2 separate regions of the Homo sapiens genome follow, and region 1 is linked to region 2. The links are chromatin loops, found by intact Hi-C in ENCODE. Cell type or tissue: mammary epithelial cell. All regions are shown on one strand.

Region 1 (4,000 bases), 72 kb after region 2:
AGGCCCAGGCCCTGTTGCTCTCGCCAACACTCTCACTCCTTATCCTGTGGTCTGGGTTTCTGCCCAGTGGGCAGGCAATATTTCTTGTGCCCATTCTCACTTCTCAGAAGGTGACTGTCATTGCAGATGAGCACAGTGTGTCACTGTTGTCCTGTGCATTGTCCTACTAGTTCTTATAGCAGAATAACAGGTAGCTATGCAGGGAAGCTTTCATGATTTCCATTTTATAGATGAGGAAAATGAAACTCAAAGATGTGAATTGTGGCAGAAGATGAGATTTGTCTTCAGTTCCTAACACTGAGGCCAGTGCTTTACCTGCCAATCCTGCCTGCACTGAAGGTTTGGGGATAGCAGCTGTGCTGGCTGGTCCAGGTGCCCACACCCTCGGCAGGACTGCTGTGCTACTGCTTTATACTCCATCATGTAGTGAGACCATAACTCACATAAAAAAACCCCTTAGGTAATATTTGGGTTTGGCTATTACAAACAACACTACAAAATATAAAGTAACACTACAATAAAAATCTTTGTGCACAGACTTTTCCTTCCTCTGGGTGATGGCTCTCGGTACCAAGTTCCATTTCCTTTCCAAAAAACTGGTCCCTATTTGTTTACTCCGACCAGTAGCCTTTGATACAACTGTCACTGCACTCTTGGCAGCATCATGTAGGATAATTTAACACATTATTTGAAAACATGGTAGGTGATAAATGGCACCCTGTTTCCTTCACATTAATTTCTCTGACTGCTAGGAAGGTTAAACCTATTTCTGTTGTTTACTAGTTATCTTTCTTTCTGTGTGATCTGTTCAGTTTCCTGTCCATTATCTGCTGGGATTCTAATGGCTTTCTTGTTAACTCTCATAATAACCCTTTGCCTGCCATATGTTCTAAATATGTTTTTCAAGGTTGTGCGGCAGTCTTTTTGTGTTAACTTGAAATTCTAATATGTTATCAAATTTGATTTCTTCTAGCACTTGTGTCTTGAAAGTTCTTTCCCTCCAGGGATTTGATTTCTATCCTTACTTTAAAATTCCCTTTGGTTGTATTTTTATATTTCGCTTTTTAGTCCGTTTGGGATTTATTTTGATGTGTGCTATGAGGAGAGGGTCAGAAAACTTTTTGAAAGCTATATTTGGAAAAAAGCGATGAACAAAAAGAAGAGCCGGCTTGGGGCGGTCCGTGTGATGCCAACAGGCAACTGAAAGGCAGAGCGCCAGGGACTGTTCAGTTCTCATTTCTTTATCAAGGAGAATGATCTTGGAACTGCATAAAGAAGATCAAACATGGCTAAGAGGAAAGAGATGCCCTGGAGAGGCAAGAAGAGAGCAAAAGGATGCAAGGGTCTGAACCTAAAAGAAAGACCTTCCAGGGCAATGAAAGGAGGTAGCCTAGTTGAGAGGAAAGAGCCTGACTGAGAGGCAGGAGTTTGGAGTTAGAATCCTGACTCTCCTCGAAGGTACTGTTGCACTCTGGGCCTCAGTTTCCACATCTGCTTATTTACTTATGTATACCAACTATGCCTCACTGCTGGAGGTGATGGGCTTACAGAGATCAACAAGACAGCTGCTGCCCTCCTGAGGCTTATAAGAAGAGGAGCATCTCATACATCCATGGGTAGGGAAACAGGTAGAACATAGAGGCGTGAAATAGGATCCATAGGTCCATATAGCCAGAGTGGAGAGTACATGGCGGGTGCTAAAGAGTGGCAAGGGCCGGGCGCAGTGGCTCACACCTGTAATTCCAGCACTTTGGGAGGCTGAGGCAGGCAGATCACCTGAGGTCAGGAGTTTGAGAGCAGCCTGGCCAACATGGCGAAACCCCATCTCTACTAAAAATATAAAAATTAGCCAGGCGTGGTGGCAGGCACCTGTAATCTCAGCTACTTGGGAGGCGGAGGCAGGAGAATCACTTGAACCTGGAGGGGGTGGCGGAGGTTTCAGCGAGCTGAGATTGTGCCACTGCACTCCTGTCTGGGTGACAGAGCAAACTCCATTTCAAAAAAAAAAAAAAAAGAGTGGCAAGGAGAAGGGAAGGCTTGGAAGGGGCCAGATCATGGAGTTCTGTGCTGTGGAATTGAAGTTTTATCCTGCAGGCCATTGGTTCTTGAGCTTGAGCCTGCGCAAATCATCCAGAGGGCTTATTAAAAGAGAACGCTGGGCCCAACCAGAGTTTCTCATTCAGAAGCTCTAAGGTGAGGCCCCCACTGAAAAATGTACATCTGATAAGTTGCCAGGTGATACTGGTGCTGCTGGTATGAGAAGGAACTTTGAGAACCACTGCATCTAGGAAATGGGGATCCAAAGCAGGGGAATGAAGCACCTGGTCACTTTAGGAGGATTCTTTAGAATACAGACATAGAGAAGGGATTGGAGAGAGACCTGACTGGAGGCAGGGAAACAGACAGAAAGCTGCTGAAATAATCCAAGCCAGACAGATTTAGAAGGGAGAATGAAAGATCTGGAGACTGAAGAGTCGAATATGGAAGGCAAAGGCAATGGTGGAATCAGGATGCTTCCCGGGTTTTTGGCCATGAGTTTTAAGAATCAGGGGCTATCCCTAGAACCCAGCGCTGTGCCCACTACACAGTAAATGCTCACTGGATGCTTGCTGACAAGCTGCTCCTTTAAAGGGAGGGCAGAGGTTGAGTCTGCTGGATTTAGAATCAGAAGGTCACTGCCAGGTGAGAGTGGCTTTGGAAGCCAGGATGGAGAGGCTGAGAAACAGACGGCAAACAGGGAGACACTGGGACAGGCGATGACTTTTCCCAGAAACTTGAAAGAGAAAAGAAGAGAGGTGAACATAAGCTAAAGAGAGGGCTTTTATTTTTAAGGTGAAAGAGATCCAAATACATTCATAGATGTGAGAGGAGGACCCGGCAAAGAGGTGAGAAAGGAGACAAAGGAATGAAGACAGTCCTGAGAAGGTGAAGGGAGATGGCATCCAGGACAGGAGAGAACTGACCATGAATGGCAGAGGCACAGGAGGGATGGTAGAGGAGGAAGCAGGGATGAATGGGGATGCAGGTAAGTTTGTAGATGGGAAGCAGGAAGCCGAGAGTTCTTGGCTGGTGACAACCTTTATTTTCCCTGTGCAGCTGGACATGCAATTTCTTTGGAATAGGATGGAGGTACAGTGGAATTGAAGATGATGAGGGTAGAGATCTGAGATGATCAAGGACCCCGGACAGGACACAGGAATGGGAAGCAGCACTGAGATGCTACTAAGGTGACACCATGTGTTACCACCTTGGCTGTAGCTTCTCTCCCATGGGTGACATTCAGTCCCTGGTACTGGACTGGCTGGATCTGAAGGAAAGCACTGGGAAAGGGAGCTGTCGAGTGAGTGAGACTGTGCTTGAAGAACGGGACTGCACATGATGTTGGTGATTGCTTTGGATTTGCTGAATCAATGAATAAATGGGAGGTGTTATAGTGCAATGGTTAAAGTGAAACACCTTCGGTCCAAAATGCGGCTCTACTGCTTACTGCTACTCATAGTATCTGCCTTGTAGGGTTGTGGAGATGGCTGGCTGAGATGATGCATATAAACCACATCGTCCAGGGCCTGGCATGGAGAAGAGTTAACAGTAGTTCTTACCATCCTCACAGACCATGGCAGATAGGAGCTGACTGATGGAGGATTCTAACCAGGAAGGTAGGTGGTCAGATTTATTTCTTAGGAAGATCCCTGAGGCAGTGAGATCTGAGTTTTAATTAGGCTCTACCACTTAACTAGTTGTGTGACCTTACACAAGTAACATATCCTCTCTGTACCCTAGTTTCTTAATCTCTAGGATGGGGATAATAACAGTACCTAGCTATAGGGTCATTATGAGAACTGAATGAATTCAAGGAAAGCTGATAAACTGAAGAGCTTAATAAGTGACAGCTATAATGATAATGATAGTGATGACAGAAGGAAGAGGAGAACAAAAGGAAGGAAAAGCAGCAAGGAGAGGAACAGGAGGAGGAAGAGTGGCGGGAAGAGGAGCAGGAGGA
Region 2 (4,000 bases):
CCAGTTATCTTGCTGGCCCTGCATCCTCCAGGTCCCTCTGCCTAGAATGCTGGCTTCTGCAGCCCCTGATGCCTGCTCATCCCGCAAGACCCATCTCAGCAACTGCTTCCCAACCCCAGGGCTGGACTGGGGCCCTCTGTGCTCCCACGGCCCCCTGCTCCACCTCCACTTGTGTCCCATCATACGGGAGGGACCCATGTCCAAGTCTAGGAGGTCTCTGTGGTCGGCGGGGGCGGGGGGGCCTGCATCAGAGGTCCCTTCTGGGACCTAGTGGCCAGCCCTAGCCAGGTCCACCAAAGGCCTTAAGATGCTGAGCTGAGTGCCCTGGCCTCAGCTGTGGCTGGCACCTACCCCAAAGGGTTCTACAGGCTTCATCCTTCTTTCAGGGTCTAACTCCCTCTCCTCAGGGCCCTCAACATCTCCTCCTACAGCATACCCAAGGCCTGCACCACCATGGGGTGAGGCCTGCCAAGGGTAGAGAGTGGGGCTCAACCCCTTCTGAGACCATGCACACACCTGCCAGTGTGCATGCCAACATTCACATGCACACACTGTGCGTACACATTCCTGTGCACACTGACAAACACCGACTACCCACGCCCAGGTCCATCCACATATCCACACGGGCAGACAAGGACCCACAAACGCCCCCAACCCACATATATACACCAACAGGCACATGGACCCCCGCATGGGCACCTGGTTGATGACATAGACGCCGTAGCGCAGCCGCTGCCGCCTCAAGATGGGGTGTAGATAGTGGAGCCAGTAGCGCAGGTGGTGTTCCCGGTGTCTAAAGGGGATGATGACCGCCACCGTCTGGGCTGGGGTGCAGTCGGGCGGTGTGTATCGGCCGCCCATGAGCACGCCTGGGTTCTCCCTCTGCACCCGCTCCAGGGGCATGGGTGAGGTGAACTCGATCAGCAGTCTGCCCACTGCAGACAGGACAGTGTCAGGAATCAGGGCATTGGCCAGAATCCACAGATACCAGCCCCCACCCTCAGCCTGGGGGTGGGCTAGGGAACCCCAAGAATAGCCCTCTTACAACAGACCTGGACCCCTGGCACACCCCTGGGTCCAGATGCCATTTCTCTAGTCAAACCAATAAAACCCTGTTTCCCCACAGGCAGGCCCTACCCTCCAGGCTCACCAAGACCAGGTGGCGAGTCAGGACAGGGTGGCAGCGTGGGAGCCGTGGGACCGGGCAGGGCACTGGGGACCTCAGGGAGCCCGGAGCTAGAGGCGGTGGCGTTGGGCCGGGAGCAGTTGCTGCTGCTGCTGCTGCTGCTAGCAGCTGGGTGGAGGGCATGGGCAGGGCCTCGGGCACTGAAGCGGCTGAAGAAGGCCAGGTGCTGGGCGTAGACGTCAAAGTAGAGGATGACGGCCACGAGGAAGTGCAGCAGGCAGAGAAGGAGCACAGCCTTGCAGACGCGCTCCAGCGTCCCCCCCAGCAGTCTGCTCATCCCGCAGGCGGCCACTGGCCCGCCCAGTGGGCCCGGGCATCCGGCTGCTGGCCTGAGCAGGGTGGGAGGGAAACAGATCCAGCAGGTCAGGGCAGGACAGGCAAGGCTGCCCACCTACCTCCCACTCAGCTGCTCACACTCGTGGGCCACACCTCACACTGACCTGCTCATACCCTTTCACACTCACAGACTCAAGAATTTACCTCCAAACAGACACCCAGGCACAGTTCCCGGCAACTCAGTACTCACATCCTCAAGCACACCCCACTACTAAGCCACATACATTTACCTTCCTCCACCTCACTGACACACACACTCAGGCACTCACCCTTATTGCACAACTCTACACACACACTCACGCATTCCCAGGAACACAGACACGTGAACTCTAACCACACTGGTTTGTACCTAAGCATGGAGACATGTTTACCTATAGACCCCCATGTGCCCCTGTGCCCCTGAGAACAGACACCTCACATGGCAGCATCCTTAACCCAGAACTCATGGCTTGGGGAAGAGGGAAGAGACGGAATACTGTGCACCTACCATGCAGGAGCACTTTATACTCATGACTTCATTTAGTCCTTCCAGGAGCCATGGTGGGAAGTGGTTTGGTCATTCAGATCCCAGCGACAAGCAGGCCAGGCCAACTGGGACCAGGCTGGGAAGTTGCCCTCAGCATCCGGGGGGCCCAAATACAGACTGGATGTTTACAGAATCCCTTCCCACTGGAGCAAAACGTCAAAATACGGGGCAAGGCAGGGGACACCCCTCACTTAAGACCTCAAAGCCAGCCCCTTGGGACTGGGACCAAGACTCTGGGTCCTGCCCAGCACAGCTGGTTCTGATTCCCGGAACGGGATGCTTGGGCCTGGAGATGGGCACAGCACTGGGCATGGCAGGAAGGGGGTCTTGCCTGGGCGATGGCTCCAGCTGTGGTTCCAAGAGAGCGGCAGCCACTTCTGGCAGTGCTTCAGGGAGCAGGGTGAGTCTCACAGGCACACAGAATCACAGGGACACCCTGGTCCCAGCTGGTCACCCACACTCAGACACACAGAGAACTACAGTCACAGACACACCCGGGTGACAGTAACACACTAAGTCCCACACTCACAAACAAGGCCACTGCTCCTGGACTTCCACAGCCATACATCCAGACTCTCAGACAGCTCACACCCAGACCCACGTGCAGACATTCCCACCCTCCCTCCGGCGCAGGGGTTCTGGGTCAGGCTGGCGGCCAGGCTGAGGGGTGCGTTTGGGCGGGGCTGGCAGGCTGAACACGTGGCACCCGCGGACGGGCAGGCCGCACAGACCGGGTGGGTGTGGAGCCTGGGGGCAGGGGGAGTGGGTGGAGGGCAGCGGATGAGGCAAAGGCCAAGGGGAAACGTGTATGGAACGCCTCCCCGCGCCACGAGGCCGGGGCGAGCGAGGACAATGAGGGAGGCCGGCTGGACGCGGGCGGAGAAGCCCAGGAGGGGCGCCGGAGTGGGGGCGGGGTGGGGGCAGCCAGGCCGGGGTCTGGCCGCCGGCGCCTCTCTCACCGGCTCCTGGGTTGGGATCTCGGGGCCGCGCTCGGGGTGCCCCTCGCGGGGCTGGGTCTGGAATCTCGGGGCCCTGGGTGGGGGCCGCGCGCGCCCTCCTCTCACCCGGCGCTCGGGGCTCAGCAGGGGACGCCGCTCCGACTTGGGCAGGGCTCCCGGCTCCGGCGGCTGCGGACGGTTCCGTCCCCCATGGCCCGGCCCCGCCGCCTCCCGCCGCCCGGTCAGCGGCCACCGCGGCCCCCGGGTCGCCTCCCGCCGCCGCCGCCGCCGCCGCCGCCGCGGGCCATGGAGCCGAGCCGCCCCGGGGGGCAGGGCGGGGCCGGGCGGCCGGGCAGACCCACGGACCGGCGGACCCACGGACCACAGCGCCGCCGCCTCCCTCCCGCGCTACGGCGCCTCGGAGGGGCAGGCCCGGCCCGCGCGCCCGCGCGCGCGCCCCCGCGGCCCCCGCCTCCAGCACGCCCGCACCCGCCGCGCGCCGCTGCGAGCCCGCCCTGCCGGCGGCCGAACCCGGGCACCCAGGAGGCACGGACCTGGGAGCGCGGGAGGAAATGGGTCAGGCTCGTCCAAAGGGTGGGCTTAGAGGTCGGACCGGCGAGCGGGTGCAGACCGTGGAGTCCCTTAGCGGGGAGTGGGGATTGCATTGGAGCGCGAACTCCCCAGGAAGGGGACCTGGAGGTTGGGCGGACTCAGGCTGCGGGGCTAGGGATTTGTCAACTCTTTAATTGGACCAAGATTCAAGGTCGGCCAGCAGAGAGGGGGCAGGACCCTTAAAGGCGTGGGCTGGAGGTGGCTGGGGCTTCTGGGGTAACAGGAAACAGGGTCAGGGAAGGAGAAAACGAGATTGGATGGGGTGGGAGGAGCTGCCCTGGGCCCTGGGAACAAGGATCAGAGTAGAGGTTTCTGGGAGGGGCTGCTGCTAGAAGGACAGGACCATCACTGGAGGCAGAGACCACTGCCTAGGCTCCAGGCCTCACAAGGACGGAGATGATG

The links. A loop is a pair of places that touch in the nucleus more often than their neighbours do. Peaks named below come from ENCODE experiments on the same cell type or tissue, not always from the same donor. Only the 100,000 strongest peaks of a DNase experiment are listed, where the experiment ranks them.
Region 1: it touches region 2 in a loop (7-fold over the local background); 1 of 110 quality-filtered maps calls a loop at or near these places.

The regions. Positions count from the first base shown.
Region 1 is chr1:43,906,644-43,910,643 of GRCh38, reverse strand. All of the region lies in intron 9 of ST3GAL3 (ST3 beta-galactoside alpha-2,3-sialyltransferase 3), which reads right to left. Among named protein-coding and RNA genes, the nearest start is that of ARTN, 25 kb to the left of the region's middle. In mammary epithelial cell, a CTCF peak has its summit at 1,567 (motif pointing left); no DNase peak of the experiment used is centred here.
Region 2 is chr1:43,978,624-43,982,623 of GRCh38, reverse strand. B4GALT2 (beta-1,4-galactosyltransferase 2) reads right to left here and starts at 3,414. Exons shown (of 7, transcript NM_003780.5): 1 at 3,113-3,414; 2 at 1,151-1,515; 3 at 700-935. The coding sequence starts at 1,463. RefSeq lists enhancers at 1-573, 2,938-3,529, 3,530-4,000 and silencers at 3,041-3,150, 3,421-3,520. In mammary epithelial cell, no CTCF peak of the experiment used is centred here; DNase peaks (open chromatin) are centred at 1,403, 1,783 and 2,633; H3K4me3 peaks cover 2,530 bases; H3K27ac peaks cover 1,701 bases.